Regions from separate parts of the Mus musculus genome. Here all the other regions are linked to region 1. A link is a loop called in an ENCODE intact Hi-C map of the cell type or tissue named here. Cell type or tissue: heart. All regions are shown on one strand. Each heading gives the region's core, and the rest is flanking DNA. Links, peaks and the distances in the headings are about the cores only.

What was found. Peaks named below come from ENCODE experiments on the same cell type or tissue, not always from the same donor. Only the 100,000 strongest peaks of a DNase experiment are listed, where the experiment ranks them.
Region 2: it touches region 1 in a loop (2.2-fold over the local background); 3 of 42 quality-filtered maps call a loop at or near these places.
Region 3: a loop joins it to region 1, with 5 times the contacts of the local background. A loop is called at or near these places in 6 of 42 quality-filtered maps.
Region 4: a loop joins it to region 1, with 3 times the contacts of the local background. A loop is called at or near these places in 2 of 42 quality-filtered maps.
Region 5: it touches region 1 in a loop (2.0-fold over the local background); 4 of 42 quality-filtered maps call a loop at or near these places.

Annotation. Positions count from the first base shown.
Region 1 is chr4:55,648,091-55,654,596 of GRCm38, reverse strand. No RefSeq gene overlaps it. Among named protein-coding and RNA genes, the nearest start is that of Gm12511, 80 kb to the right of the region's middle. In heart, for the core only: CTCF peaks have their summits at 2,550 and 3,407; DNase peaks (open chromatin) are centred at 2,386, 3,196 and 4,126; H3K4me3 peaks cover 1,756 bases; H3K27ac peaks cover 2,238 bases; H3K27me3 peaks cover 684 bases.
Region 2 is chr4:55,729,080-55,735,585 of GRCm38, reverse strand. No RefSeq gene overlaps it. Among named protein-coding and RNA genes, the nearest start is that of Gm12511, 160 kb to the right of the region's middle. In heart, for the core only: no CTCF peak of the experiment used is centred there; DNase peaks (open chromatin) are centred at 2,175, 3,425 and 5,105.
Region 3 is chr4:56,110,689-56,117,194 of GRCm38, reverse strand. No RefSeq gene overlaps it. Among named protein-coding and RNA genes, the nearest start is that of Gm12519, 110 kb to the right of the region's middle. In heart, for the core only: a CTCF peak has its summit at 3,197; DNase peaks (open chromatin) are centred at 3,224 and 3,744; H3K4me3 peaks cover 452 bases; H3K27ac peaks cover 1,225 bases.
Region 4 is chr4:56,359,356-56,365,861 of GRCm38, reverse strand. No RefSeq gene overlaps it. Among named protein-coding and RNA genes, the nearest start is that of Gm42291, 47 kb to the right of the region's middle. In heart, for the core only: a CTCF peak has its summit at 3,518 (motif pointing right); no DNase peak of the experiment used is centred there.
Region 5 is chr4:55,602,688-55,609,193 of GRCm38, reverse strand. Gm12506 (a long non-coding RNA gene) reads right to left here. Exons shown (of 5, transcript XR_390585.4): 2 at 3,404-3,579; 3 at 1,036-1,141; 4 at 669-859. Among named protein-coding and RNA genes, the nearest start is that of Gm12511, 34 kb to the right of the region's middle. In heart, for the core only: no CTCF peak of the experiment used is centred there; a DNase peak (open chromatin) is centred at 4,043.

The sequences.
Region 1 (6,506 bases), core at 732-5,731:
GTGTGTTCCCTCCCTCCCATCTCGTCTCCACCTCTACGTCTACCTGCTCTGCTGCTTGTGTGTCTCTTCTGTGTGTTCCTTGTCATTGGGTTTCAGTATCCACTGGATAATTTAGGATAGTTTTATCTCAAAATCCTTAAATTGTGACTACAAGGCATATCACTTGAAGGGTACATAATGTCCTGGCAAAGGACCCAGGTTCCATTTCCAGCCCCGGCCTTAGGCAGCTCACACTATCTGTAACTCCTGCCCTAGGTCATCCAACGTCCTCTTCTGGCCTTCATGGGCACCTACACCCAGGTTCACGAACTTACACATAGACATTGTGTAAAAACAGGCTGTGTATAGCCTGCCCAAGGTCAGTAAGGGTCATGATAATGAGTTCTACGTGGTTATGACAGCATAAGCCCTCCTCTCACTTATACCCACAGACCCCTCTGACTGACACCAGCCCAGATTAAGGAGGCAAGGCATACCCTTAGCTTAGCTTATTTTGCAAATGAATACATGGAAACCCAGAGTGGTTTGGCCATGATTAGGTCCAATTAGCCCAGAGCTAATGTATCAAAGGAAGCTAAGGGCTTTCCCTGGGTGCTACTGTGTGGACAGAAAGCAACAACAATAGGATTTTCAGTGATGCATGATGTAGAGGCAGTAACAATGTGGGAGGTAGCTGTCTAAGAAACATTATTGCTGCAAGGATCAAATTCTATCTGCTGTGAGTGCAGACCCCACAGCATTCGAACTCAGTGGGCTGGTCTCAGTGCACCTGTGTACTCCTCCCTCCCCAAGTGGGGTCAGGAAAGAGAAAATCCCATAGTGGAGCAACAGGAAGAACCAGAGAAAAGGACCCCTGCCTGGCTGCAGCCTGGATGCTCATTCCCACCCTATGTGATGTTAGCATGTACCCAGCCTTTCCATGTCTTGACCACTGTGGACAAAGTATGTTTGAAAGAGAATGGACAACCTTCTCACCCTCTGGATCCTGAAAGCCCTGACTTCAGCTTGCCTGGAATCATGAGCAAAGGCATTATTCTAAATTATGCCTGCATTGTCGGAGTCTAGCACTTTTCATTTCTTACGTTTCAGAAGGCCGGGTTGACCCGCTGGCTTTCCTAACGAGATGGCAAATGAGATATTTTCCCTACTTAGCTGTGTGATCTTCAGCATCCATCTAACCTCTCAGACCCTGAGTGTCCACATCTACCCAGTGGGAGGAGAGGGGAGGGGAAAGGGGGGATTGGTGGAGGGGAGGGGGGAGGAATAAAGGGAGGGGAGTGAAGGAGAATCTCTCCAGATTTTTGCCCCGTAAGGCCATGTGTGCAGAGTACTAGTTAAAGGCACCACAATGGGCTTCTTCAGTCTAAGGTTAGTGATAGGATCTGGGCTCACTAAGTCCTTTACATGCCTTGTCCTAGCTGACGTGCACAGCATCCTTCGAGCACACTCTGTCTCAGCCCCGTTGAAACTGAGACTCACTTGGAGCCAAAAAGTAACTTCCCTGAGAAAGTGTAGAGCTAAGTGAGAAGGCCGAGAGGTAGGAACTCAGCCTCTGGGTATTGGGATGAGGGCAGACACCGTCAGAGGACAATCTGCCTGAAGAAGACATAATGCTATCTCCTGCCATAACACAACTCAGAACCTGAAATACTTCTGTCGTCCCTCCACCAGCCCCTCCACAAGCCCCAGACCATGTGCACTAGCTGGGGAGAGAAGTGATGGGACAGGGGGCAAGAACAGGCCATCAAGACCCCAAGACTCTGAAGTGAAGGAAAGGAGACATCAGTATCTAACCTAGGACAACCGGGGTGTACTAGAAAACGAGGCCTCCTCGTGTGATTTTTTTCAGAGCACCCAGTCACCAAAGACAGATGTGTGGAGAACAGCTGGAAAACAGCCTTTTATCTGCCACCCAGCAGGTGGTATAACTGGATGATATACTTGGCTCAAGTGACTGTCAACCATGGGAGGGAACTATCAAAAGATTCAACAGTGTTGCAGGGGAGTACAATGAGTGGACAGCAATGAGTTAAACCTATGTCTTTGGAATTAGCCCCATTCTTCTTCTGAGGTTGTACAAACTTGGCCCAGCTGTGACCCTTTCCTGGGTCTCTGGAAGAAAGGTGAGCAAACCTGCCTTAAAGGAGAGTAAGTGACAGTGCTGTGTGAAGCTGCTGAAATATCCCAAAGCTAGGAGCCAGGTGCGGAGCTCACCTGTCACAGAGACAGGGAACGGACTCTTTGCGCCCCTATCTGAGAAAACCCAAACATAAATCATCCTTTGAAAAGGGTGCCTTGGGTGCCTCTCCTTGCAGGGGCTCGAGCCCTTTCCAAACATCCACACCCCCTTTAATCCAGGTAAACACTGAAAGAGAAACGCCTGGAAAAGTGGCGCTTTTTTTGATGTATGCAGGCAATGAACAAATGAGGCTCAGCTTCTACCGTAAGGTCACAGGAGGCTCCTGTGGGTTAGGGAACAACCTGCCACTGACTGTTAGCTAAGCTGCCCTCAAGACTGGAGAGCAGAGAAGCAGCTAGAAAACCCCTGTTGTGTGTGCTAAGTATTGCAACTCGCAGTTCTAAGAGAATGTAAGAAGAAACCGAAGAGACTCGGACAACAGAGCTAAACTTTTATTTATCCCCCTCCTGCTTGATTTGAGTAGGATCTGTTAGTCCAAAAGTAGTAACAGGATACAAGGAGGGAGGAGGGGAGGCGAGATGCTTTAGACATGGAAATTGACGTCTTTCCCCTTCTTTTTAGTTCAAAATCAAAAAGGGAATTCAAGGAGAAGAGACTAGAGCGGGTGGGGGGGGGGGGGGGGGAAGAGAGGAGAAGAGAGCGAGGAAGAGAGGAGCCCGGAGTCGTCCGCAGTCCGCGGGCTTCCTACCCGCAGAGCCAGGACCGAAAGCGCTTTTCCGCAGCCGCCGCGGGCTCGGAGCTTTTAAGGGTTTCTAATCCTGGAAGGCTGTCTGACATCACCCCGTTTCTTGTCGGCTGATGTTTCGTACAAGCCTCTCATTTCCTCAGCGATCTCGGAGCCGCCAATTACTGCCCCGATCTGGTGTTTATGTTTGCCCGGTCCTGCGCCTGGCCCCGCGCCCGCCCGCGAGCCTGCGCTTCCCTGGCCGCGCGGCCCGAGGGGGTGGGTGGGGGGCCCTGGCCCGCGCACCCCAGCGCAAGGGAGGGGTCCCCCTTCATTTTTTTTCATTGACTTCAGCACCATGTGATCAGGAAGTCTGGCCTCCCTCCATTTCCCCTCCCGACTGAAGGGAAACATTGTGTAGCAGCCTGCCGCGGCCACTGGTGGGATGGCCTTCGCTGGCCTGACGTAGGGGGATAAAAATAACCGGCATATTTAAGGCCGGAGCAGGAATCCCGGCGCTCACACGCGGCCTGGTCAGTTCCCGACGCCGCCAGCAGCGCTCTGCGCAGCATCCTAGCTGCTGCGCCAGCCAGCTCGGGAGTGCCTGCACCGCACATCTTGCCCTTGACCTGGGGACCCAGGCCTTGGAGAGGCACCTCGCAGAGCCCTACCCTCTCCATCCTCGGCGGCCTTGCGTTCTGTGTGCTGCCTCCCTAGAGATGAGAAAGGAAAATGCACATCAGGATGGCCTCAGAGAAAGTGGCCAAGAAGCCTGATGCTCCCAAGGTTAATACAGCCTTTGTCTCAGGGGAAGGTGACAACAAGCTGCCACTCCAAAAGCTGCATGCCTCCAGCCAGGCTCAAATCAAGTCCCTTCTACACCTCCCTTTTATACTGGAACTGCGTGTTTCGAAGATTTACAAACATGTGGGAGAGCGAAAAAACAAAGCAGCAGCATTTATCAAGGCCAACTTCATCAAATAAAACAGAAAAGATCCACCATCATCACTACGCCCCTAGAATACCTAGTAGTCTGAAATAATATGATTTCCCAGTAACTTGTCCAGCTGTTGCCCACCCCACCCCACCCTACCCCACCCCCAGCCAGAACACTCAGGCTGCCCCCTACAGCCCTTCACTGGGGCCGCCAGCTATGCAGGGACCCAGAAAACAGAAAAGGAGGAATATTCCTTGTGCCTAGATGTGGAAGCCCTCATATCCCACAAGCACCCTCCCTCCCTGTGAATCTGTCTGCAGCTGGCATTCTCCTGCTCATGCCCTCGGGTAAACCTAGTGCCCTGTACAAGAATTTCGGACCTCTTATTTTTACACAAAGGGAAACTGAGGCTGGGCGAGGTGAGTCAATGTGCTGATAGGACTTTCTGCACCATCTCCGTTCAGTTGCATCATCCATGCCGTGGCGATTTCTCACTTCGTGGAAGGAAGCCAACTCAGTTCTGCTGCCCCTCCTCCTCAGCTCCAATCCAGCCCAGCAGAGGTGAGTTCTCTGACCTGTGGAAACCTCACCTCTGCTCCATACACAAGTTTTTACTCCCAATTAAAAATGAGAAGTCTCCCTGTCTTCCGTTGTCTAAAGTAACAAGATATTCCAAAATTTCTGGCACAGTGACTCTCCTAAAAAGCCAAATGTTATGAGGAAAAGGAACGGACACCCTCCCTCCCTCCCTCCCTCCTTCCCTCCCTCTCCACTTTTTGGTATTACAGGGATGACAAATATCTATTTGTCCGGGTGGACGAGGCAAAGAAGTATTCCCTAAGAAAGACTGAGATTTAACCACCTCAGAGGAGGAGACTCCAAGGATAGATGTGACTTGGCTGATTCTGCAGCTCCCAGCACACTGACTGACAATTGCTGTTCTTGACCCATAATAATTAGACTGAATGGATAGAAGGGATGAGGGAAGCCAGGTACAGCAGATCAACCGAGGTACATCAGAAATGTGTGGTCTGGTCAAAGCTTTAGTGACTAGTGATAGTCACATTACCATATCCCTGGAAGGTAGATGCCATTGTCCCCGCTGTGAGTGTACAGAAAGTGCCACAATATGAAAGTCTGAGCACAGCATTTGAACCCAGACAGCTTACTTCCAGAAGCTGTGTTCTTAACTACTAGGCTAAATTCCAAAAAGCTGAGATGTCAGAGAAGCACCCACCCTTCCCTAGGCACCTCCTTGGTTCCATGAGGCTGAGTCCTGAAGAAGAAAAGGCTTTGTCTCTCAAGGCCCCAGGTCTCAGAGAGAGAAGCTTGAACACACAACTGGACTACAAGTACCTCACAGGCAGACATGGCACACCCTCTTCTCAGTTACCCTACATCGCTGACACAAATGTCTGTTGAAATGGTTACTCCTTACAGAAGCCAACCTCTGGACCATCAGCCATCTTCCCTATTTGCATCGAATGTAGCTAATGACTATGACATCAATCAAGCCTACCTAGCTGCTTTTCCTCTGGCCTGAGAATATCTGAGGACAGAAATAGTGACTGGCCTGGTCAGTATGGGGACAGTGGCCACTCACTTAATATTGATAATGGATGCACACAACGCATTAGCCCTTCACTGCCCTCCTTATCGATCAGTATAGGCCCCTGGTGACCATCACTCTGACTTTCAGTGTCTCAGCACCTCATCTGCTGCCCCACAGAATTTGCCACAGATGTTTTTTGACTTCCTTCTTCTTTCCCATAAACTCACGAATGCAGAAACCACCTCGATTTGCCTACCACAGTACACCCCACTTGGATTAAAGTGCCCCACACATTGTGACGCTCAGTAAACACTTAAGAAGTCGATGAGCAAACGAATGAGCAAGTGAATGAAGGAGTATGCAAATGCATGAATGGATGAATGGATCAACATTGCGTGAAGCAAGCCTTATCTCTTCATTTACAATAAGTCTATTCCAAAAGTCAGTCGGGACTATGGAAAGCCACTGAAATAATGCCACTGCCCACGTTATATTCATAAAGTAAGTGCTTTTTGTTTGTGACCACTCCAAATCCAAGACTCATCCATATTGAAGATAAAAAAAACGACATAAAAGGGGGTCATTGAATGAGGCCCTTCTTCTCGTACAATGTGGGCTCCAGTGGCCACTATCGTTAGAGCTACACACAGACTCTCTTTATGCCTCTCTGTTTTCATTAGCTCGGGTAACTTGCCAACGAGTGATCCTTTGGGGCTGAAATTTTCCATGCTGGGTCTTGGCAAAAGGTGAATTTTGGGGAAAAGTTTGAATAAAATCCCTTCAGCCATTTTTTTTTTTTGGTTTGATGAGGATTAAAAAAAATACATTTTTTCCCTCGCCTTTAATTGAAGACATTTTTAGGCCACAGGAAATGCCAGTTCAGTTGAACTTTGAAAAAAAATGGAACTGAGATCTAAACCCACCTAAGGAAACAGGGGAGATCATTTGGGACTCAAGAAATTTTTTTAATTAAAAAAAAAAGTCCAAAAATGTCCTTTAAAACTGTGTTGCAGCAGCTTTAGCACCCATGGTATCTGCTCTCAGAGCCTGGGCTGTATAAGTCTCTCCGTTATTTTAGCAGATCACAAAGGCTCGAGCCATTTAGAAGGGTTATAAAGCTTGGATTTCAGCTCCTCTGCCGTGACATATGATA
Region 2 (6,506 bases), core at 600-5,599, 81 kb before region 1:
CTTTTTTCTTTTTTATGGAAGGAACACATCTGGGTGGAAGGAACTGGTTTTCTGTCTTTAGCTTGAATGTTTCAAATGCCTTGTTGGCAGGTAGACAGCCTGACCATTTCTTTCTTGTTAACAAATTGGATAGAATTCTCAAACATGAAAAGACAGAGAGACAGCACAGTTCAGTTCTGGAGGGGTGTCGAGCAACTGTCAATCACAGTTAATAACATAAATTAATATGGCGCTGGAAAACAAAGAAAACAGTGCAAAAGTCGAAAGCACTTTATTCTCCAGCAACCGCTCTACTAGGGTATATATTAGTATTGGTGACTATTCTTCCAGCTGTTGCAGGGAAACGGAAGAAGCAACTCAAAGGAGGAACGACTGATCTTTGCACACAATTTCAGGAGATACTGTCTCTTGTGACAGGGAAAGCATGGCTGACTGCCCATGTGGTTCAGTTCTTGGTGGCACAAGTCCACAGAATATCCTATTCCTATCTTGGTAGACAAGAAAGTAGAAAGCTTGAGTCAGAACCAGAAGTGGATTTTAGCTTCCAGTCTCACTGTCTCTAGTGAGGCACTTCCAATAGGTAGGTCCACTCCTTAGGTTTTCCACATCCTCCCAAAGGGATACCACCAGCTGGAGACCAAGGTTTTGAGCCTGTGAGCTGGTAGGAGACACTTCAGATTTTAACTATGACAGTATTCAACAGAAATGCACACACTAAGATAGTCACAGCCACACCATTCAGAACAGCAACTCAACTAACTGTCAATCACAAAATGGATAAGTAAATAGAAGCACACAGTATTACACACTGAGAACAATGGTAATGTGCTTTTATGGGTGACATCAGAGAAAACTGTCCTAGACATAACAGTGAACCAGAGAAGCCAACTGCATGTTTACTGCAGGACAGGGCACAATGGCTAGCAAGAATCACTGAGGTGCCCCATGATGCATTGAAATGTGTGGTTATAATGCTGTCTAATAAGTTAGCCCAAATTTTGGGTCTTAACATAACAGTCATTTCATTGTTTGTCATGAATCTGTGACTCAGGGCTAGGCTAAGCAATTCTTGTGTTTCATGTGGTTTTTGACCAAGGCCTCTCAATAGTCCAAGAGAGCTCTCCTTACAAAGTCAGTGCTTCAGCAGTCATCTGCAGAAGGCTGGCCTCCACCAACACTGTGGACAGCGTGGCTGTGCATGCCCTTTAATGAGGCAGTCCCTGGGCTAGTAGACTCCAGGTGTTTCTGGAAACAGTTGCTAAGAAACCCACCAAGTAGCATCCCATCTTCTTATGCCCTAGCTTAAGCACCACTTCCACTACATTGTGTTGCATTAGAGAAGTCAGTAAGGCCAGTCCAGCATCAAGAAGAGAAAGAGAGTCTACTGCTTTGAGGAAGGGATATGTGTACATAGAGACTGAGAACTGATGGCGGTCATCTTGGAAACATGCTAACTGTGTCTGTTTGGGCAGTGACTACAGGGATCTCTTCGGTTTGTGACAGTCTAGCAAGCCACACACCTGTGATATGTCCCTCTTCCTGTGCATATAATTGCAACAAAAGGGTTTACATTTGAACTGGATTATTAAGAAGAATAACTCCACTTGCGTTGATCAGGCTGATCTCTTTGTGGCCCTCCTGTGTGTTAGTGGATAGCCCTGCCTCCCCAGAGTCTCCTGACCCCATCCCCAGCTTGAGTTAGAGATGTGAACTCTTTTGGGCTTCTTTTCCTGTGAAGGCTTCATTCCAACGAGGAAGCAAAGCAACACTTGCCTCACACTATTAGCGTGAGGAAGGACGAGACAACTTTAAGTAAACTTCCAGCCTATCTTGGATGCTCCGTGAATGAGCATTTCCGTTCAAACTCTGGCCACTTGCACAGACTCCTGACTCCTCTGCTGACAGGGATTAGGAGTTTAGACTTCTTAGAAGTCCTGACAGGATTCCAGTGAGCCCAAACCCTCCCTCCTCCCTGGGGTCCTTCCCTATAAACAGAGTCCTATAAGTCTGTGCTCTCTCTCACCTGCCACCCTACATGGAGGCCTGGGTCAGATGTGCTGAAAACACTCTGTGGCCTCTAGAACAGGGCCAAAGTCCCACAAGTGAAGTGACAAATGAATCAACTCAGCCAGGGCTTAGTCATTCTTAGGTACTTTCCACACAGACACATCGAGATGGTTACCAGAGAAAAGTCTGCCTGCCGACCTCACAGCTGCCCAGAGAAAATGTTGTTGTAACCTTTCCTTCACAGGGGAACAAGCAGCATCACTCTCCTTTCCTTCCCGTCCTTTCTGGAGCGAGATGCCCTGGCAAGGGAGCTGAAGTGCTTGTTTTTGTTTACCCTGGAGGAAGTTTCCAGATAGTTCTGAATCCAGGGCTTTGAATATGGGGCCGGCCCTTCAAGTCTTAGGCACTTAATGTCTAAGTGCATAAACAACTCCTCAGAGGCCACTGTCACTGGCCATCCAGATTCTCGGCCTTCCCAGCTAGCTCTCTGGTCAACAAGAGTATCCTTTAGGCTTTCAGATTCCAGAAAGACTGTGGAAGACTGTCCAAGCCCCTCACACTGATGTAGAGCGAGCTGGCTTCGCATACTTGTTATCCCAGAAATCAATAGGTCAAGCAGGAAGACTACCATAAGTAGTACCATACCAGCCTGGGCTACTTAGTGAGTGCTGGGTCTGCCTGGTCGACAATATGAGGTTGTTGTTTGCTTGTATGTATGTATATTTGTTTGTTTGTTTGTTTAATAAACAAAAATGTCTTCCCTTCCACCTGAGACATTAGATTGTAACTTCCTGGTCCCCTGTTCTTGCTTCTTAGTAATGGGGATTAAGAGTGCTCACCCAAAAATGGAGGGAAAGGCACATGAAGAAATGATCACAGCCTGGAACTCTCGCCCTCTGCTCCAATTCTTCAATCATTTCTGTGCAACCTTTCTCTATTTAAATTTCCTCTTTTACTTCCTATGTACTATCTCATTCTGTCTCCTCTCCTCTCCTCTCCTCTCCTCTCCTCTCCTCTCCTCTCCTCTCCTCTCCTCTCTTTTCTTCTCTGTTATCTGTATTTTTTTCTGCCTTGTTTTTAAGCCTCAGTCCAACCCCTACCCCATTCATAGCCATTTCTCTGTCTGGTATAGCTTTGGCGTGCAGCTATTGAAAGCTAGCCAGACTCTGGTTAAAAAACGTTGCAATTCTTGGCCGGTGTTTCTCTCCTTCCAAACGAGGGTGATGTTTCAGGCATAGGAAGTCCTGCCATCCATTTAGGCCCCAGGGAAGAAAAATAGCACAGCCTTTGTGTGTGGCCTTAGGTGGATGGTGAAGTGGGCCTCTGCATACTCACAGAAATAAGTCTGGTGTTTCAGAGAATTGTGAAATGTGTGCAGGCAATGTGTCATCCCAACAACAGTGAGTCAGTCTCCAGGCCCAGGCCCAAAGCTGGCTGCCTTTGCTTTCTAAATAGAAAGTGTATTCCTGGCCAGCCAGGCATTAGCAGAGGAGTGGTGGGTGAGTGAATGGACAGAGAAGCAGAGAAGACGTGCTAGTCCATACATCACAGGTTCCCAGGAAAATCAGGCTCCCCCTTTTCGGCCATCATTGGGAAGAGGGGCCCCTTAGTCTTGCAAACTTTATATGCCCCAGTACAGGGGAATGCCAGGACCAAGAAGTGGGAGTGGGTGGGTAGGGGAGCAGGGCGGGCGGGGGGGTTATAGGGGACTTTTGGGATAGCATTTGAAATGTAGATGAAGAAAATATCCAATAAAAAATTGAAAAAAAGGAAAATTTGTAAAAGAGCATTCTTTTTCCTTCTTTCCTAGTCACTTGAATCTGGTGTGTGTGTGTGTGTGTGTGTGTGTGTGTGTGTGTGTGTGTGTGAACTTTGCCCTTTGTCATTTATTTCAGCCTGAGCTTCCAGAGTGACCTTCCAAAATAAAGCCATAAAACTGCGACACAGTGGCCTAGATGACCTGAATGTGATAATCAGCCTCAATCAAATGGAGTTCAAAATCTCATCTTACCTTCCACTAACACTGTGAGAAGAGACAGAGACAGAGACAGAGACAGAGACAGAGACAGAGACAGAGACAGAGACAGAGACAGAGACAGAGACAGAGGCAGAGGCAGAGGCAGAGGCAGAGGCAGAGGCAGAGGCAGAGGCAGATAGAGACAGAGACAGAGACCAAACACAGAGAACATTCATGCATATGTATGGGTATTATTTGGGTATTACTGAGTAAATTTCCAAGCTCTCTGGAATCTTAGCATCACATTAGCTAAGAGGACCTGTCTGTCATGTATACCAGTGCTGTGTGCATGTGTGTGCATTCATGTATGTGTGCATGTCTGAGGGTACATCACTGGGTTTAAAAAACAATCTCTTTAGAGTCTCTGTCAATTCAAAACAAAACAAAAAACCCCTGCCTGCTCTTTCATGAAGTTTAAAGAAGGTAGCAACACTCACAGCAGGCGAGCATGGCATTCAGATGTCCTTATCTAACAAAAAGATGCTGTAGTTTGGAATGAATGTCCCCAGAGACCTATGTATCTGATACTTGGTCCGCATTCTGTGCTGCAACTGGGAGATCATAGGATGCTGAGGACATAGAAACTTGTGGAAGGAAAGGAGGTCATTGAAGGAGAGATTTGAGACCTGCCCATTTATGACCACAGTGATGTACTGCTATTCCAACACTATCAAATTCTGGACCAACAAGACCAGGGATTGAAACCAGGAACAAAAACAAACGTTTCCCTTTTATAAGTTGACTACTTTGGGTATTTATGTCACAGTGACAGAGAGCTGACTACCAAGAAGAGTCACAGCCTTAACTCCTCTTCATTCTCCAGCCTTCGGGTTGTTCTTTGGGTTGTCCTTCCAGAGAGTTTGAGCACTAGGCAACTTCAGCATCAGCAACAGCAGTAGCTACTACAGCAACTTTACCCCATTTGCTAGGGAAACGGAATATTAAAAGAAGACACACAGGACCCAGGGTCTTGTGTGCCAGCATCGTGGGCAGGCAGGGCTCCCTTTCATCCCTGGCAAACCAGATGCCAGAGTCATGTGGCTTCCACAACACCAGAGGAAGTGATGCAACCACCATCTAGCTTTGGGTCAGCCTGGAGAAAAGTGTTCTGTTACAGCGTGGGTGGTGCTGGCTTTCAGCTCAGCCTGCACCCTCTCCTAAGCCCACAGCAAAAGGGCAAGTAGATCCTGCCTCAGAGCAGACAATGCCCATTCGCCTTGCCCTCTGTAGCACTATCCCAGCCCTTACAGAGGGCTCAGCCAGGCCAGTCATTTCTGGCCATGGTTCACCCTTTCCCTTACCCTTGCTCCAACCCATAAGTTGTCCTCACAACAAACACCTGTTTCTTTTGGCAGGGACCCTGTAAGGTCCAGCCACACACTACTGACTTGATATGCACAAGAAGCAATATAATTGACTTCAATTATAATAACTACATCCATTAAAAAAACCTATGTAATGTTCATTCAGCAACCTAGGTAATGTGCAATTAATGACATTACCATATAAATTGTGCAGTGGGTCACTAATATGCAGATTATGTATAATGTTCAACATCTGTATTAATTATAGCACATGCCAGAAAAGTACGGCACTGAAAACTAGCAGTCCTGTCTTGGTTCTAAACCGTTTTGATTGTGCACGAACTCCTTTTTACGGGGGAGTTTTTTCTTTCATTGGAATATTTGCTTCCAGGTCTTTTATGCAAAGATGACCTTTACTGAGAAAAGAGAAGAAACTCTGAGAATCTCGTTAGAGCTGTGCTTGGGTAAACCTGAGAAGGCTCTGTTAGTTATTGCTCTGGGAACACGACCATCACCCTGAGGACGGAGTTCAGATTTCTGGGTTCTCGCCTAGACTCTGGTGATATTTTCCCTGCCAATCACAGCATGTCCACCAGGACATCCATTATCTTGGAAACAGTCATAATAAGCCTCGATGATGCTTACATTACCAAGACATTAAAGAGATGACCTCACTACAGACACCAGCATGCTTTGCAGATTCGAGACAGTCACAGAATTGAGCTGAGTTCTCAATGGGAAGGCTTCTATTCTTCCCTTTATGTGGCTCATTTGTTTGTGGGCATCAAAGGATTTCAACAACGGATGCCTTCTAAGTGGGTTTTCTTTTCTTTCTTCTTCTTTTGCCATAAATATACTGTTGGCACTATTTGGTGCCTGGAGTTGCCTCCTCCATTTTGCAGAATTTAGAAACTTGAGGGTAAGGCAAGTTAGCCAAGGTTATTCCAAAGAACAAACCTATGTCGGGAAGGAGATGATAGAAAATTGTCAGAGAGGTGTATATCCTAACTCTTACTGTTTCACCCCTGACTTCCATCTCTGTGCCCAGCCTTCACCTCCACAGGTGGGGACAAGCCAGTCTCTGAGCACACATCGCCATCATGTTCTTCTCCCATCACCTGCTGCCCATCAGGAGAGTCCTGATGGACCCACCCCGCACTGATCACCAGTCTAATCTC
Region 3 (6,506 bases), core at 1,008-6,007, 460 kb before region 1:
GGTCAATACCAAGGTATGTCATTGGCAGGAGCATTTGGAAGATGTTTCAGTCATTTTTCCAAATTCCCCTCCAGAAAGCATTCGTGATTATTTGACTCTATGAGCTATGTGGAATCCACCTGATGAGGCAGGGTTTCTAGGAAACTAAACAGCATCACATTTTTATGAGCCAAACACTCAATGTCAGAACTGGTAGTCACTTCTTTTGGCCATTTTCAGACACGTGTATTTGGCTTTCACATCCTTACACAAATGCACATATGCTTACATGATATAGGGCATTGTGAAAATCACTACAATTACTCTCATTAGTTGCACTTTATGTACACCAATAACCAATTTCACTGTGCACCTTAGCAGTGGGTTAAAATGGGCTAATGCATTGTTATCTTAAGGTTAAGCTTAGTTGCTGTTAAAGAGTTTTCATGAAGTATACAAGTGATACACATGTATTACACAATAGAAGCTACCATACCTGTCCAGGGCAGAAACCTGTAGGCAGGAATAAATCAGAGGCCATAGATGGTGCTTCTATTGGCTTGATATTCACACTGCTTTCTGATAGCAGTCCAAACCACATCTGCAGCCTAGGGGTGGCACCACCCATAGTGGGCTGGGTCCTCCTATGTCAGTTATCAAGCAAGGAAATATACCACAGGCTTGCCCACAGGTCAGTCCTGTGGGGCTTATTTTTTCAGTTGAGATTCCTTCTTCCCAAATGATTCTACCCTGAGTCAAACTGAACTAGCCCACATATTGTTTATTTTTTTAAATCTAAGTTTTGTGATTAATGAGTCATTATTTTTCATTTCCCACTTATTTTATATTTAAAAGTTACATTCTAATTTTAAGGTAATTGAGACATTAACTACATTTTGAATCTTTTAATAATAATTATGTTTGATGTCATATAAAGCATATGGAATTTGAATTTATCAATAAACAAGATGAAGATCAAGTCAATTTTTATCTGTCTGATGATTAATTTTAGACACATTTGCCAAGATCACTTGATCACTGTTGAACCTTTTCTACTTTGGGCTTCCTTAAATACTTGTTTTTTAATTGTGTGTGTGTGTGTGTGTGTGTGTGTGTGTGTGTATGTGTGTGTGTGTAAAATATGGGTCTGTGCACATGCATACAGTGCCCATGGAGGTCTGGATCCTCTGGAGATGGGGTTTTAGGTGTTTGTGAGCCCCCTGATGTGGGTTCTGGAAACTAAACTCAGATCCTCTATAGAACTCCATGCACTCTTATCCACGGAGATGTCTATCCAGACCCCACACTGAATTTCCTATTTTTCAGTATTATTGTGAAGTTCTATGGTGTTTATGGCTAACTTTAGAAGTTCTGTTTCGTTCTACTGGTATAAGTACCCAGTTTTCTAACAATACCATCGGCGATCACAATGTGAAATAGCATTTTTTCTGATAAATTCTTCCACATACCCATTGTTTTAAACATTGGCTTGCCTATTTGCTCACTCCTTCAGCATTCTCAGGATAAACAATTTTCCTAATGTAAGAAAAAAATCCTATTTTGTTACCTTTACACTTATACATTATTTTAGGAAGATTGCTTCCTTATCTGGTCATCTCATCTAGGAATTTAAAACTTCTCTGGATTTTATATACTTCTCTTTGAATCTTCTACAGTTTCATTTAAGTAGCTACACACTGTGGGTTCTGGGAACTGAACCCCAGTTCTCAGAAAGAGCAGTATAAGCTTTTAACTTTTGGGCCATTTCTTCAAGCCAGATTCCTAATAGTGCTGACAACTGTTACTCTTATCTAAGTAGTCATCAAATAGTAATAGTTTCCTATTGTTCCCATAGTTCTCTTTTAAAATCCTTTATTTATTTACTTAATGTATGTGAGTATACTGTAGCTGTCTTTAGACACACTAGAAGAAGGCATCGGATCCCATTGCAGATGGTTGTGAGCCACCATGTGGTTGCTGGGAATTGAACTCAGGACCTCTGGAAGAGCATTCAGTAGTGCTCTTAACCTCTGAGCCATCTCTCCAGCCCGTTCCCATAGTTCTTAATTTATTCTATTTTATGGTCCAAATTTTCAGAGAAACAAGAAACAGTGATGTCACCTGTCCTTTTCCTTTGGTTGAAACCCTTGTGATACTTCATCATGAAGTAAGGCAAGATGATGTTTTGTTCTCTTTTAGAGGGACAAACACATGCTTTTATTACCCTCTTTAAATCTCATTAAAATTATTAGAAAAAATAACCCAGAACTAAAACTGAGATGATGATGATGATGATGATGATGATGATGATGATGTGTGTGTGTGTGTGTGTGTGTGTGTGTGTGTGTGATCTGAGTGAGATTTTAGTACAATAAACATGTTCTGGCTCCTGAGTGAGGAGCAGGCTGACTGGGTTATATGTTCTGGTAGGAATATCCTGTGGTACTTGTTTCTCTTCAGCTTGTGGGTGGCAATTCCCCAATTTAGAGATTTGTTAAAATATGGGGAAATACTCCACAAAGCCTAGTAGAAACAGACCATGAATGTGGAGAAATCTGCATACACCACACCAGGTTTCTTCTACAGGGTGAATGTTAATAGGCAACATCCTTCATGAAGACCTCTACAGCCTTTAATTTTTGCTTCTCTTTTATCACAAACGATCTCATTGTCAAATAGTGAAAAAACAGTTGCAAATATGAACAGAATGTGTAGTTAATAGCGAATGTGTAGCCCCCTCCCCCCAAAAAATCTCCATAGCTTTAGCATTGGTTCATTTGGATGTATAAAGTTTGGATATAGCAAATGTTTTACTGACTTCCTTAAACCAGCTCCATGATGTTTTTGTTTGTGAATTAATTAGAATAAAGAGACTTTTTAAAATAAAAAATTAAAATAACGCAAATGAGATTATTAGCTTCTAGCTGGAAAGGATTCTGACTCTTAATTACAGCCATAAAAATCCCCAATGCTTGGTTTCTTCTGTGAGGGCCTTGTCAGGGCAGCGGTGGGGAAGCTTTGCTGTTGAGGGCAGGAAGGAGAAGGGCAGGGAAGCCACAGGAAGCCTGAGCCACATCTCCTGGCCCCTCCCCTGAGCAACGCTGCGTGTTGTTGCAGTACTGTACTGTTCGACTGCGCAATCATAGTTAACATTCTTCTTCCAGGCACATTGAAAACGTTTGGCTTGCATTCTCCTCGAGCTGTTTTATAAGGGCAATAACCAAGGCCAGGGTGTGCTCTTGTCAGCAGGCAAAGCACGCAGTGCAGGCTGCCAAGAGTTTCCTGCTCCGGGGCCACCCATCCTTGGCTACAGGATGCAGGGCTGGAGCTTAAAGTAGCTTGCGTGGAGCCTGTGCTGGGACTTTCTGTTCTCACAGATCATGCTTGAGATTCCATCCTTCAGCTCTGCAGCCCTGATCAGTGGAGTCTGCTGTGTTTGTGCTTGTTTGGGAGTAGTTCTGAACACATGTCAAAGCAGCCGTCTAAGGCTTAGCTGGGAAAATGGTCTTTGAAGGCTAGCAAGCTGCATTTTCCTCCTGCTAATTCAAGCTCAGAGTTCCCACGAGTCAGCTGCTGGGGAAGTGGGCATTCCCTTCATCTACTCCCTGTGAACTAATTTCTGGAATGGGCTGACAGTGCACATGCCAAGTGGAAGGTTCTAATACTGTTGCCCCACCCCATTTGAAGTCCACCTTGGCAATGGGCAGATGGCTTTTGCGTGTTATTTATTGCCAGGGTCTGTGAAGGGGAGAGTCCCCAGGAGATCGCTGAAGCTGTTTTTGCAGGATTTCCTTTGATTGGAAGCTGTTGGCTGTGCTTTCTGCAGCTGGCTCTGTCACAAAGCAGAGGGCTCAACGCATCCCCCATGAGACAACTGCCATGCCAGCACCAAGGAGGTGCTGGCTGTGAAGTGCCTTGGACGAGAAGATGAGGTGCTGTTGCTGTTGCCTTCATCAGTAAGGAGGCAGCTTAGCCTTGGGAGGAGCGGAAAGAGCGTTGGCGCACATCTGAGAGGTTTACATTGGAATGTCAGTTCTTCTGTTAACTGAAAGCATGACCTTGACCTAAAGTGTTTTCATTTATAAAATAGCAATTGGTAACTAAAAGATTCATCCTGAAACTCATGGCAGAGAACCAATAGGATAAAACATGCATACTTTCTCTCCTTTCTTCTGAGTTCCAAAGCCACCCTGAGCATTCTAAAGCAGGATGGATGACGTCTATAAACTCTCTGTATCTTCTCCACTTATTCAACACTCATCTGGTTGTCATCCAACAGACTGAAAAATTAGAAAAATAAATAAATATACTCTTGTGCATTTAAAAATGTAGATAGTGTATTAGCTGCTAAGGATAAAGAAATGTACGTTGAAGACACGGTCCAATCTCTTGTCTGTCTTAAAAATAAAGGAAAAATAAAGATGTTAAATGGCTAATAAATGTTAAAGATGTTATAGCAGTGGGTACAAGAAGAAAGGGACATATGCAGATAAAGTATTTACTGTACTCTGTGGACTAACAAAAGGCCTTTCAAAAGAGGGGATGGCTACCAGAAGATTGTGTTAAGCTATGGAGGGCAACATCAGACAGTTCCAAACTTTAGAGACAGGAGTCTTGCTGGCACTTGAATTTTAAGTGTCGGAAGATCCATATGCTAAAGGTTTGGTCATCAGATAGAGGTGTTATTGCGGTGATCTTTAGGAGTTGGGACCTTAGAAAGGAAGTGAGGCCATTGGGAGTTTCCTGAGGGCATTATTGGGGCCCTCCTCTCTCTTTCTTTGCTCTCAACCAGCTGCCATGAAGTTACCAACTTAGTTTGACCACATGGTCTTAGGCTTGAGGGTCTGCCTCTCTCCTAGCTCCAAAGCAACTGATCCACCTATCCCCAGAGTGAAACCTCTGAGATGGTAAACTCAAATGAATCTTTCTTTCTTTTCTATACATTGATTATTCCAAGTATTTTGTCACAGTGCAGGAAAGATGACTGATACAATCTTTAAAACACGGAATAAAAGGAAGCTACTCTTTTTAAAAGAATCTATTATCTGTAAAAGGAAGGGTTTAAAAAGTTGTAACATCGGGGCTGGAGAGATGGATCAGTGGTTAAGAACACTGGCTACTCTTAAGAAGGTCCTGAGTTCAATTCCCTGCAACCACATGGTGGTTCACACCATCTGTAGTAAGATCAGACGTCCTCTTCTGGTGGGTCTGAAGACATTGACAGTGTACTCATACATAAAATAAATTAAAAAAATCTTTTTTTAAAAGATCTAGGATCTAACCACTAGGTTACAATAGTCTGTAGGTAAGTTCAGCTCCATCTGTCTCAACAGAATTCCTTTTGGCAGTCTAAGCAGTGGTATCCTAAACCAGGGATAAACTTATAAAAGCCAAGAAGGGGATTATTTAGCTGAAGAGTTTTTTTCAGTTTGTGGCATGATTATCTGCCATGCACACAGCTTTGAGTTTGATTCTTAATTTCACATAAATCAGATATGGCGATGCACACCTGTGATCCCAAACACCCACGTAATGAAGGCAGGAGGATAAGAAGTTCCAGGTCATTCTCAAATGCATATCCAGCTTGGGCTATATGAGACCTATCTCCAACAAAAATAAAAGGGATATTTGATGTGAGGTTCACCAGTTTTGTGTCTCAGACTGGATCTGGCTAGATGATGGTGAATCCCATTGTCTGTTCCTGAAACCACAGGGAAAGCCTGCCTCAGGGTCTCTTCAGAGCCCTGTGTCTAGGGGTTAACTAAGCTACTATAGACAGAGGACTGTAGGACATTTCCAGACTTAACTATAAGAAGGCTTTTATGATTTTCATGCTCTGGAAAGAAGAAGGGCACCAGGCCAGTCATTCACAGAGGAACCACAGAGCTGCAATGCTGAAATTACCCAGGATAGTAATGGGACTAAGATACAGATTTTGATTGTAATCATCTTACAACTTCATGAGGATTGCTTTTACAGTAGCCAATCTTTCTTTACCTAATACATGTATCTAGACACAGCCTAACAGGCATTGTTGCTGGATAGAACACAGGTTAAGAAATCATGAGTGTTGGCTTTAGTCTCATCAAGGCTTTGTTTGGGTGGATAAAAGTCCCACGTTTTAGATAAACGTGGGTAAGACATACTATAGTTACTCTGAGTGATGACTAGGCATACAAGTATTGGGGAAAGCAGAAATAAGATTGCTGTTCCCAGAAGGCTTCTGTCTTTACACATATTTTATGATTTTGACTATTGTTGTCAGCCTATCAGTGTTTAGTGAATTTGAGGTAGGCTGATGAGATTGGAACTTTATATCTGAAGAACTGACCCCGGACGCCACATCAGAAGACTTTGTGGCTGCTGAGGCTGTGGTGAGTGATAGATGAGCTTATCTCACCTTTGGACAGTGCTGTGATGATTCCCTGTGAAACCATGAGAGCACGAGGACAGCAGCAGCCCCCTTCTCACCTTACTACTCACTTCAAACTCTATAGATCACTGCGTTCTCTTGCTTACCCGACACC
Region 4 (6,506 bases), core at 508-5,507, 710 kb before region 1:
AGAGCACGTTTACTGGGAACCTTAAAAGGAGCCTGGGTATTTTAATGAGTATCTAAAACATTTTTCTGATTCTTGTAGTAGTCCTATTTTCAAATAAAGAAACCTGTCTTTAAAATGAATGCACATCTCCTCTGTAATATGAAGACACTGGAGTTCCTTAACATTAAAGCAACCAAAGTGAAAGACACAGTCTCAGCTCCAAGTAGGCTTTTTGTCTGATGGAGAGGGGTGGAGATTGAATTATAAGTGTGGGAAGCAGAACACTAGTGCTTAGTTGCTGATTATTAAACTATGACTTACACTTTTCATGCTGTGAATTTTCATCTGTAAGGTATGTCAACGAGTCCTCCAGCTCATAAGCTTGTGATGGGACTCAAGGGAAATAATCTTTAAAAAATTGTACTGAAGGATTTATTACAAAATCCCTGCACAGCATTCTCTGGGAAGCATGGGTTTGCAGTTAGATAGGGAACTGAACAAGTGTGTGTGTGTGTGTGTGTGTGTGTGCGTGTGAGCATGTGTGCGAGTGTACATGTGCATGTGTGTGTATGTGCATGTGAGCATGTGTGCGAGTGTACATGTGTATGTATGTGTTTGTGCATGTCTGTGAGCATGTGTATGTATGTGTGTTTGTGCATGCATGTGTATATGTGAGCATGTGTGCGAGTGTCCATATGTGTGTGTTTGTGCATGTCTGTGAGCATGAATATGTATGCATGTGTGTGTGTGTGTGCATGTGTGTAGGTCAGAAGTGGACACTGGATATGTTCTCAAGTCCCTAGCCTTGTGTTGTAAGTCCTTTAGCAATGGAATTATCTTCCCAGCCCCTGAATACTAGTTCTGTTAAGCAACAAGCTGTGTGACTTGCCCTCTGTTGATTTACCTCTCTGAGCCTTGAATTCCTCATTTGTCAGTATAAGACCATTCTGAGTGATGACAAGAATGGAAAGAGAACACACAACATGTGTTCAAGAATAGTATCTCTTATTACTTCTCTCCACTGAACGGGGCATTCATGTCTGTATATTCAAGCTATAAATACACTGCGCTCGACCAGGCACTCTTGGAACATTTGACTCAATAGATTTTCTCCTTTCTTTATGAAAAATTGATACTGTGGGCAGACTTGTGGCTGCCCACGTCGTTAAGTTCAGAAATAAATGTCCTCGACCACAGACTCCTGTCTCACCTCCAAGGCAGCTCAGTTTTTCAGTGTATAAGTGAGTTGAGTGTGCTCTTGACTGCAAGAGACATCTCCATCTCTTAGAGCAGAGCCAGGGCCAAGGGAGCCCTGGGGCCTGAGTGACTTTCAGTCTGTTGTGTCTAGGGACTTTCCCCGGGCCAGTGTCACTTTTACATAGGAGTCCAGACGTAAACATCGCCAGCAAGGGGATCAAATGGGCATGGAGTTACAGCATGGAGAGCGAGGATGATGATAAACCACAGTGTATGTGTCCAGCTGGGGAATAGCCACTCTTGGCTCTGCTGATGGTTGCTAGGCAGGAATGCTGACACGGTTTGTTCTTTGTCCTGTTTGTTTGGCTCCCCAGATGTCACAAATTTTAATTTCAAATGATACTTTCCAGCGTTGACTGCTGACCACGGATGCAAACTGTACCTAAGCTCTGCGTGTTTACGGTTTTCATTGGCTCATCGGTGTGTGTCTTCTGCCTTGCAAAGGATCCCTAGTGACACACTCTTTTATCTATATGAACATGGGACACTTGGAATCAGTCATCTTTCAAGGACATTACTTCCCACCTCTCTGTGCCCTTTTACACGTGCCTATACATGCATATGTGTGCATGTGTGTGGAGGCAAGACAACAGCCTGAGCTGTCATTTCTCAGGCTCTTCTCTCCAGAGAGCTGTCAATCACTGTCCTGGAACTTACCAAGGAGACCAGTAAGCTTCAGGTATCCTCCTATCTTTACCCTTTGAGAGCTGAGATTACAAGTGGGAGTCATATGCATGACTGTATTTTTAATATGGATCCAAGATATTGAGCTGAGCTCCTCCTACTTAGAATGCAAGCACGTTATTAGCTGAGCTATCTCCCCAGCCCAGCTGTGAATACCTCTTTAGAATTAATAAATAGTTCTCCTCTAGTCTTATCTCTTGATAACAATTGTACTTTTCTAGCCATAGTTGCTACAGAATGAGAGTATTTCAAAAGTGGGATGGATAACTCATCTCTGCGTTTACATACCCAGCTTGCCAGTTTTCAGGATGAGATGGCAAGTTCTCATTCAGGCGTGGCATTCAGCTACATCAGATCCTTCTGGCTTGAGTACATAGGCATCACCAATGTACAATTTGCAGGTTACGAATCCAGCTGGAGTTAGCTCCTGGGGCATCAGTATAGAGAAATAGCTTTTTGGCTCCCTTCATCCAACCTTGTAGGTCAGGTAGCCAGAGGGGAGGCTCATTCCTTAGGGATGAGGAAACAGCAAATAAAGCAGGTGGTCAGCCAGTTTACTCTTTGAAACATCGGTTTGGACTCATGGGAATAATCTCATCCAGTGTCTGTTACAACACATTCTGAGGTCTTAGAGTTGTCTCAGAGAGAATGGGAGCTTTGAAATAAGGTTACAGGCCTCATCCATAAGGGAGCGATAGCAAGGAATGTGAGAAGTGATGAGAAAATTATTCCAACAGCTAAAGAATATGCTACCAGCATCATTTTAACTTTGAGCAGGAGACAGCCCAGAGTCTCCCCTGCTCAACCCCCTCCCCACTGTGAGGGTCAAGCCAGCTTGACTCTGATGTCCTCAGGTCCCTTTTCTGCAGCCAGCCTGGTCAGTAGCAGCTCTGCCTCAAACTTGACCCCTGGCATCTATCTTCTCAAGGTTCTGCAGGTATTTTCAATTGCTTGTTCAAAGACAGAGTACCTTGAACTGCTTTGAAAGTGAGGTTGAGTCATTTGCTATCTTTGTGTATGTACTGGCAATCATGCTTGTGTGTGTATGTGTGTGTGTGTGTGTGTGTAATCTATATATCTATATTTGTATTTGTGTTGTATGTGTGTATGTGCGAGTGCATGCATATGAATGTGAGATCCAGAAGTTGACACAGAGTGTATTGTTGATATCGAGGGTCAACATATTCTAATGCTGTCAGTTACGAGTGAACAATACAAAATTACCAAGTAAGAAATTGACAGAAGTGAACATGCTCAGCTCAGTACCCTTGAATGGGACTGGGCAAAAAAGAATACACAATTTCACATTCCCCTCTTCTCCATTAGTGGGCTCCAACTCCCACCTTCAAAACTAACACTTAGTTCTTCTAACTCAGATGTCTTTCTCTCCTAAAAGCCAACCAAGACTTTGGGATAGTAATTTCATGAAGAACTGTTTAAATATAAAGATCCCTTCCATTAGCTGAACCATAGATCCCATTACTGAAATAATGGGTGAGGCATTCCCTCGCTCCAGTTATATTTTTCCCTTCTTTTATGTTTATTGATTTATGCTTTTAGCCTTTTCTTAGTTCTGGTTTGTAAAAGCTAAGTATTCATTCATTTCACTAGGTGGCACTAGACATAACTCTGCGTTTGGCTAGTGCCAGCTCGGAAACTCGAAGATCTTTGGAGGGAAACATTTCTCAGGGCCAGAAGTCATCAAGTTCAAACTGGGATATAGCAGTTGACTTTGCTCTTTCTTCTAGCCTTTATCTGTGGTATTGGAAGGAGCCACTTAGCAGGACAGAGAGCACGCTGAACTTGAAGCCTCACTACGCAGCAGGAGGACTGTGCGTTAAGTAAAGACCCTCTCAGCTTTGCACTCTGCCACATGTCTCACTTCCGTAGAGAAGTGATCGTCCTCTGTTAAAGCCGCTCTATATTCCTTGCCCTTATCCTGCCATTACTCTTTGTCTAATACTTTGACTTATGAGCCCTGAATATGTGAATTATTTCCTGAATACTCTTATATAGATACTAAAAGCCAGATTTAGTCCTTACATAGTGTTGGGACATAACCAGTTCCTAGGAATACAAGCCTGATATATTTACCCAGCACTTCTCTTCCCTCTATGCTGCACATTCTAAAGGATTCTCTCAAAAGAGAAGATAAAGACCTTATCAATCTGTGCTTTCCCACTCCTCAGTCACTTGTGCTGTTAACCTACCTCCGCCTATCAACTGACTTGGCTTTACAATTTAATTAACGACTTCATATTAACCACAGTGTGAGGGAAAAGATATAAATCATTACTAAAAGTTTCTTCCACACAACATAGCCATCTCTATGACACAGCTGTGTTTTCCTTACAAATTTACCCTTTGTAAAGGCACCAGATGATCCATAGACACCCACTACTTTGGTGACAAGACTATGTACACTAGTATGCAACGTGATTATTCTTGAATACTATTAGAAGAAAGCATATGCATTTCCATAGTGCCCCACAGAAGGAGAAGTTGCATCCGATGTGTCTTAGGTCTGATGGATATTATAAGCAAAGATGATTTTCTTCCTGACTTGGATCAGTAACAGATGGCCACCGGGACAGGGCGACGCTCTTTTCTATTGGTCCGTCCAGTTAAAGGTTTGTCAATGTTGTTAGCTTTACAGCAAAACAACTTTAATCCCATTAATTTGTTTTCTAATTTTATATTTTCTTTTGCATTTGTTTCTGCTCAACGCTTCTTGCTCACGTTTTTCTCTATCCCTCGGAAGGAACCTCCAGTATAGGTGACTTCATCTGTGACTTTCCCTCTAAGCAAGGCCTAAGTTCTGTTGCATAAGCTTTGATATGGTGAATATCTTTCATCTTAAAGTATTTTCTAGGTGTATCCTTTCATTTCTTTTTAACCCTCTGATATTTTGTTTAATTTCCTCACATTTCTGATTTTTCCTCTTACCCATTTCTGAGATTATTCTGATGAATTCAGAAAACATACTTTGGATGATTTTAGCCCTTTTAAATGTCTTTATGTACTTGTTTTATGGTTAGAAATATAGTCCTTTCTGAGAATTTTTTAAGTTTTGGAGGAAAATATTTATTTTTTAAACAGATTTATTTATTTTTAATTATGTGTGTATGTATATATGCATGTGTGCATTAAGCAGACTGCATTGGATCCCTTGGAATTGATGTTCCAGACAGTTGGGAGCTACCATGTAGGTGCTAGGAAACAAACAGGGGTCATCTGCAAGAGTAGCAAGTGCTGTGGTCTCCTGAGCCATGTTTTCAGCCTGAACAACATGACTCTGATGCTTTGGGGAGGAATAGTCGCTCAGGCCCGTAGATATAGGTGGTGTCTATAAAGTTCTACATTTCTACATCCTTCTTCTGCCCCAGTTTCTGCATCACTGGAAAGGTGATGGTGAAACTTACCAGTTACACTGAGTTGCTCTTTAGCTCTGTAAGCTTTTGTTTGCTTTATTTTCAGCCTTATCATTATAAGTACGTATGTTTATAGTTACTGTACCTGACTAATGGAACACTGATGGACTGATACTTATGTTATATAACATCAGTTACTTATATGGTATAATACTTACATTATATAACATCTTTTTGTTTCTATTAATAATTTTGACTGTCTATTTTGTTATTAGCAAAGCCAACCTAGATTTTTGCTAGTATTTACATACTATATGTCTGTTTTTTTCAAATTATTTAAAAATACTTTGAACCTATAGAAATGTGTTTCTTGTAGACACTATGTGGTCAGATCGTGAAAAACTGGTCCTCACAGTTTCTAACCTTTAGTTGGTGTAGTTAGTTCATTTCTATGTGATATAATTGGTAAGTTAGGACTTACCTTTGCAATCTATTTGTTTTCTGATCACCCATTTTCTTCATAGTTCTTGTGTTACACTGTTATTGAATTTTTGGTAGAATAAACATTTCTGAGTGTATCACTCGATCCTGTGTTGTGTAAGTGCACATATGCAATTATACATAAATGTGTAGAATTTAGAGTTCTTTTTAGCATTGGGCTTTGGGATTACAATCAATAGGATCATCATTTAAAACAGATCAATACTTAAATTTTAATGCTATGTAAAACCTCAATTCCTATTCTCATCGCCACTTCTTTGTGCTGTTATTAAAAGTGATACAAACTTTTTATACACCCAATGCCCAGAGTAAGGTTTTGAGTGTAAAATGTCCCTCACAGTCTTGTGAGTTTGAATATTTGTTTCTGAGCTGTTGATGCTGTTTTGGGAGGGTTTTGGAGCCTCTGGGAGGAAGTTTCTGAAAACATGGAAAGTGTTGGCAGTAAGATGAATTCGTGAAGGCCAGCAATACTTGAGAGTTGGTCTTGAGGTCTGTAGTCAGGCCTTGCTTCCTACCCTGTCTGGCAGTTTGAGAAGGTCATTTGACAGAGGATGCCCCTGGTCTGCTGAGGTCTGAGCAAACAGCTGCTGCACTTCTTCACCTCATTCCACGCTCTCTCCATCACAGCTGACTTTCCAAAGTGAGAGCCAGAATAAAGCTTTCCTCCCTTAGGTTGCTTCTTATAGGGAATTTGGTCAGAGGTATGCGAACAAG
Region 5 (6,506 bases), core at 948-5,947, 46 kb after region 1:
GGGTAGGTTTATGTTTTTTTTTTTTTTTCAACATTTTACTCTTTCTGAAGTATGGGGACAAGTCACCCTCAGATGAGTAAGTTGACTCTGCATCTTTCTTCTCCCCAAGGCCAGTGTATTGAACTGAGCATATGAACTTCAACCGTGTCTCCCTTCCTCTCTCACCTCTGTCCTAGGCTAAGCAGACATTCCCTTCCCCACCCCCACCCTCACCCCCTCTCTTTAGTTCAAGTGCCAAGAAGAAAGCTATGCCTTCCTGAGAAGTTTAGGCGCCTGGCTTGCTTGCTTCTTGTCCTAGATGGAGCAGGCACTGACTTGGGGAAGGATGAAGTACTTAGGAAAACTGAGGAAGAGAACACCTCTTCCTCAGCCCAAGACCATCCCAAACCCTGATTCTGAGTGTGAAGAAGGGCATGGTTAACTGAGCCTGGATCTGGTGAGCTGGGCTATGCAGCCGCTCACTTCAGCCCTCTTGTCTGTGCTCCCTGCTCTCTGCCCAGAGGTCCTTGGCTTGCCATGAGGAGAGACATAAGATGTTGCCTTCTTGGGGGCAGTGGGCCAGGGTATACTGGAAACACATCACAGCATCTCTCTCCTGAGCCCACAACCCCTTCCTTCTGCTTCATGCCACCCACATGCCACCCACAATTCTCAGGACAAATACTAACCTCCTTTGCAGGCTGCTATTCTAGATGTGGGGCGTCTGGCCATCATGTCCTGGAGACTCCTCCATCACTCTCTCCTCCAGTTGTAAAAATGTTAAATGTGAGGAGGTCTCAGGGCTGCCTTCTTCATATGGGAGACTGGGGCAGAGAAAACATCCCAGATTCAAAAGCATGCTGGGCTACAGAGTGAGATCCTATAAAAAATAAAAATATAAAAACTAAAATTAAATAAATAAATAAATAAATAAATAACAAGGCAGGGCCAGGGATGCAGTTCAGTTGGTAATATGCTTACCTATGTGCTTGCCTAGAGCACATGAGGCCCTGGTTCCTCCCCAGCACCACATAAATTAGGTGTAGGGATGCCTACCTATAATCCTAGCACTTAAGAAGTGGAAGTTTGCAGATCCGAAAGTCAAGGTCCTCTTCAGCCATGCAACAAGCTTGAGACCAGCCTGGGATATGTAATGTCTTGCCTTAAAAAACAAAACAAAACAGTGTGAGAAAGCAGTCAGCAGGTTTTCCAGTCCAGGGTCAGGCAGTCCAGAATGAGAAGTACCAGGTTCAAGCCTTCCTCTTCACCCTTCCCCTGTGTGTGAAATGGGCGTAACCCCTCCCATCACCTGCAGGTATTACAGCAAATCTATCCAAAATCTTTTCCATGTCTCAGAAGTCACAGGCTCCTTCCCAAGAGCCCTCAGACAGTTTCAGCTTTCTCTCATGCCTGATATGATGTTGCTCTGTCGTTCTCCACAGGCACAGAGCTAGAAGATGGAACCAGGTCCCCAGGCTGAAATGTGCGTGGGGTGTCAGGGGAAGATGAGAAGGGGCACTGCCTCCAGTGTCTTCAGGGAAAGTTTCATAGAGGCAGATAGCTAGCAAGCAAGTGAATCGGTTAGGAAGAATTGACCCCACAGAACACACAGCCAATCAGCAGGGCATCTCTACAGGACAGGAGAACTTGGCCCAGACCCAGATAGCTGTATTCACCATCCTGATCTGACACTAGGTCTTGACTTACTTGCCTATAAAATGGGAACACTAAACAGTGCTTGACACCCAGGGTCCAAGAATTCTTGGAATGATGCCCAATGCCTAGCTAATTCTATGGTCTTGTTCACTACTGCCCAGGGCTTGAAGTACGTTATCATCTCATAGAATCTTCACAAGCCTGGGAAGAAATAATTATTCCATAGATGAAAAACCTGAGGCCCAAGTCCCTGTGCTGGGCTGCAGCAGGTCAGGGGTTTAGAAGCCCCTGTCCTTACTGACCTCACCTTGGGCTGTAGCAGCCACTCCCCACCCTCACCCCAAGAGAGTCAGAAGAGAGAAAGATAATGTTGAGAGGAAGCAGAGGTGAATGAGGCAGCAGAGAAAAGGACTCCCTGGGAACAGCTCAAAGCCAGAGAGCTGGCAGCAGGACAGGCTGGGCCAGGGGCATCTTCATCCCCAGGAAGGAACATTAGCTATAGGCTAGGGACCAGCATAGACCTCCAAGTCTTTCCCAGCAATGCTCTGAGCAAGTCTCTGAGCCTCCTCCTGCTGCAGACCACACCCCCAGTCAGCAATGTCAAGGGTGGACAGAGAAGGGGAGAGGGATAGACCCAGCTAGGATTCAGCATAGACCTAGCTCCAGGGTTGACCACGGCTCAGGAAAGCCCTAAGACCCCCTTTCATTCCCAGGCTCCCAGGGCTCCAGGTATCACATCATTCTCATCACAGAACAGATGGGGGAGCTGACCTGGAGGGGACAGAGCCACCACCCATCCTGGCCCAGGTTGCCTAGCACCTGGCCCAGCAGCCATCTTTGTCATCACAAGGATCAGCCACACAGCCCAGGCAGAAGCTAGCCTCCGCACTGGAAAGAAGAGTCCCCTCCACATGGAGACGTTCTCCCTTGGGACTCGGTGCCCATTCCCAAACCCAACAATTAATAAGCAGGAAAGGGGCTACCTGAGCCTGCCACAGGGGCCTACATCGTTGGCCACAGAACATGACAAGGAAAGTTGAAACTGGAAAGCATTACTAGCAAGATCAGAATGTGAGTCTCCCCATACCAAATTCCTGGTCTCTGGAGCACACACATATAAGACCCAGAGTTCTGCTTTAGGTCAGTCCCAGCTAGCAATTTACACTATTCTAGAAGCTTCATTTTGCCTTTTGATCTAATAGGTCTGAGGTACAGAATGGCACCATGTGTGTGTGTGTGTGTGTGTGTGTGTGTGTGTGTGTGTGTGTGTGTGTGTGTGTGTGTTTGTGTATATGTGTGTGTGCTCACGAGAGGGGGGGTGGTGGGAGAGAGGAGAGAGGTAGGTGTAGGGACAGGGAAGATGTTCATTCCATAGAAAAAAAGCGTCCAGTGTCTTGGGCCATGCTACCTTTCAGGACCAGGACACAAAGCTAGTCACCAAACAGGTAAATACCTTCCAGGGAGAGGGACACCATCCACTGGGAGGCCCTGCTGTCTTATGGGGGCGGGACATAGCAGGAGCATCTAAGGTAAGTCTATGTGTTGACTCCGGTAGACAAGGATCTCCCCGAGGTGCCTGTGAGAGCTACGGCCCTTTCCTGGTCCTCAGAGGGTTTGGAAGGAACCTCTTGAAAGCAGTGGCTCAGGATGCTCTGCCCCCTCCGCTTTCTGCCCATACAGCACACACAGAGGCCCCTTGGGAGCTTCTCCTGAGCTTGGGGGGTCTTTCCTTTTAATTCATCCAAAGAGGGGGCTGCACCAGTGTTACCTCGTGATCCTCAGCCTGTGGGGACTTGAATTATGGGGACTTGACTCATGAAAGGACTGCTCAATGAAAGCCATCGATTCCGGCTCCGGTGGTTCCTCGGGAACACCATGATGATAAGCATCTAGACGACTCCTGACTGTCCTCTACATCAGATGAGGCGTAGGAGATGAAAGGACCTTGGAACCAACATACCAGCAATGATATCGGTCTTATTATCCCTCATAAAAATGGCACCAGTTAAGTGTCTCTCTGGGAAAGGCCATGGCTGCGGAGCTCCTAGTTTTAGCGGGAGTGCACGGTAGGCCAGGAAAGCCATCTGGGCCCTGAAAGACCTGTAGCTTCAAGCAGCCCTCAACAGCACTGGCCTTGTTGGTCTCATTCCCCGGCTTAGCACTAAGCTGAAAAAGAAAAAAAAAAAAGAAAAAAAATGGGGTGTCCTTAGTACCCCTGTCCTTCAGTTGTCCAGCTGTCTGTTAGCTGTAGCCAATGGATTACCAGGCAGGACGGAAGCCCTGTCCAGCCATAAATGACCACTGGCTCCAGGCTGGCCACCCGCCCTGGCCGCCCGCACGGAAGGGCTGGACTTTACCCAGCAAATCGGGAAGGAACTGGAGCCTCTGAACTTGGGACTTGGGCTCCATCGATAAGCCAGTGGACAAACAGAGGGCAGGGGCCAGAGCTCCCCTTTATACACACAGAAGCTTGGCTCCAGTCTGATACATCTAGATCTTTGCCCTTTAGTTCAAACAGGAAATCTTAAAATGGAAAATGAGCTGCGTAAGGAAGGGGCGCGGCCACCAGCCTAAAGGGAAAGACAGCAGGTTGTTGGCAGAGAGTACTGGGGCTTCTCGCAGAAGGGAGTTGTGCTGCATGGTATGTTTAAAAGAATTCACCAACTGTAGATGCCAGACAGCAAGCAGGCAGGTGAAGATGCTCTATGGACAGCTTAGAGCCAGGGAGAGTCAGGAAGCTGGCTTGAGTCACAGCCTTCTTCCATGAGGAGTCTGTGGAGAATGGTGTCGCCCAATAGAACCTCAGCTTCTCCATCCATAAATAGGGCTGGCAATAGCATCTCCCTCCAAGTACACGCAAAGGCATCCAAATGAAGCTGTGCACAGAGTGTTCGGATGGCCAGCTTTGCATCCTAATGAGGCCCCTCCCCAAGAGATATTTCACAATCGAGGGGGGAATCCAAAATAAGATCTCTGGCTCCCCATGCCACCCCCGTACACCTCCATGCTACCCAGTTCAAAGCAAAGAAAATTGGGGGAAGGTAAATAATTAGAGAAGCTGAACGGGTCTCTCTGCTGGGGGAATCCAAGTAATTATTCACCTGTAAATTACTCCTCTCACATTAATTCCACCTCTAGATCCTTCAGACAAGAGAAATTCATTTATTTACGTCTTTAACCGGTCTGCTTTGGTAAACAGCCCAACAAGCTTGCATGGCCCATTAAAGCGGGGAGAAGCGAGACAGCAGGAGAGAAGGAAATTAACATGTGGTCATTACTGGCATTTAGAAGATTACCTCCAAGGGTAATTAATGGGGAATCAAAGCCAAGGCAGACCTCATACTCAGCCAAAGGGGAGGCCATGGCAGCCAGAAGGGGCCTGCAGGAAACCTTGGCTGCAGGTGTCCTGGCATCCCACTTGTGAGATGGAACCTTCCAGCAATCTTCCTTTCTGCCCTAAAGCAGTGGTGTAGGCTATGCACTGAGTGTAGAAACAGCTCTCCCTATGTAGTGAGGTCATTCTTGATTCTTACCACCAGCCCCCACCCCTCAAAAACCCAGACCTCTCCAGAGCACTCTCAAGCCAGCCTGGCTATTTCTGGACCTGGCACATGGACACCCATTAAGTAGTTACTGAATGAATGAATCCACACAGCTGTTCATTCTAGTGCCATAAAGCCTCTCAACTCTGCCTAAGCCCATATTCAGCCCCCACCCCTGCCCCACCCCACCTATGGAACTGACAAATCAAACAAGCTGATCATCTTCCAGCTCCAACCAGAGGGGAGAAAGTTGTAAATTTAGGCAGTTTTCCCTAGGCTCAGACAGCCTGGATTCGAAGTCTAGGTCAGCCCCCAAATGACCTGTGTGGCCCTGGAGACGTGGATTGACATCTCTGAACTTTAGCTTCCTCGTCTACAAAATAAGAATGGAAATGGCAGCTACCCAGTCCTTATTGCCAGGTGCATTGCAAGTTACTGGAGAAATGTATGCCATCTAATAAGCATGCACTGTTAGCTTCAGCTAACATCATTCATGACATCCCGCCAAGCTTCTTGGTGTCCTCGAATGAAAGACAAAGAAACTTCTTCTCATGTACTGTGAATACCGGGCCCCAGATGCCTCTCAGACTCAATCCTCACCACTTCCCATCCCTCTTCGCTTTAGCCTCAAAGTCCTTCTGGTTTCTCAAAAGCTTTCTCTACCTCCACAGCTAGCACAGGCTGCATCCCAGATGCTGGCAGTCCAGGGTGAAGCCCCTGGGGAAGCGACTTCACAGGAACCCATCCTGCAGAACACTTAAGAGGCTGGAGGCTAGCCTCCTTGGCTGGCCTTTCCAAGCATATATGTGGTCTAGAAGCTTTCTACTCACCTTGACACACTCAACAGCCTTGGGAGCGGGAACGTAGCTAAGTTTTAACATGAAGAAGCTGTGGTCTCCAGAGGGGGCAGTGACTCAGTTATGGTCACCATATAGTGTCAGAAGGGACATTATCTGAAGTTTCCCAGGCTGGGATATAACTCAGAAGCTGGTAAAGTATTTGCCTAGCAAGCAATAAGACCCTGGGTCTCGGTTGTCAGCACTTCATAAAAGCAGTCATGTTGGCTCATGTCTGTAACCCCAGAACCTGGGAGATAGAGGTGAGGGATCCAAGACCCAAGATCAATATGGACTACTCAGTGAGGCAGATGAAAATAGAGAATCAAGGTCAGCTAAGCCAGACACAGTGGTGCAAGGCTGTAAATGCAGCTGCTCTGGAGACTGAGTCATGGAAATGCCAAGTTCAAGGCTAGCCTGAATCTCACAATGAGTTCAAGACCAACTAAGGCACCTTAGTGAGACCCTGCCTAAAATATCAAAACAGAAGACT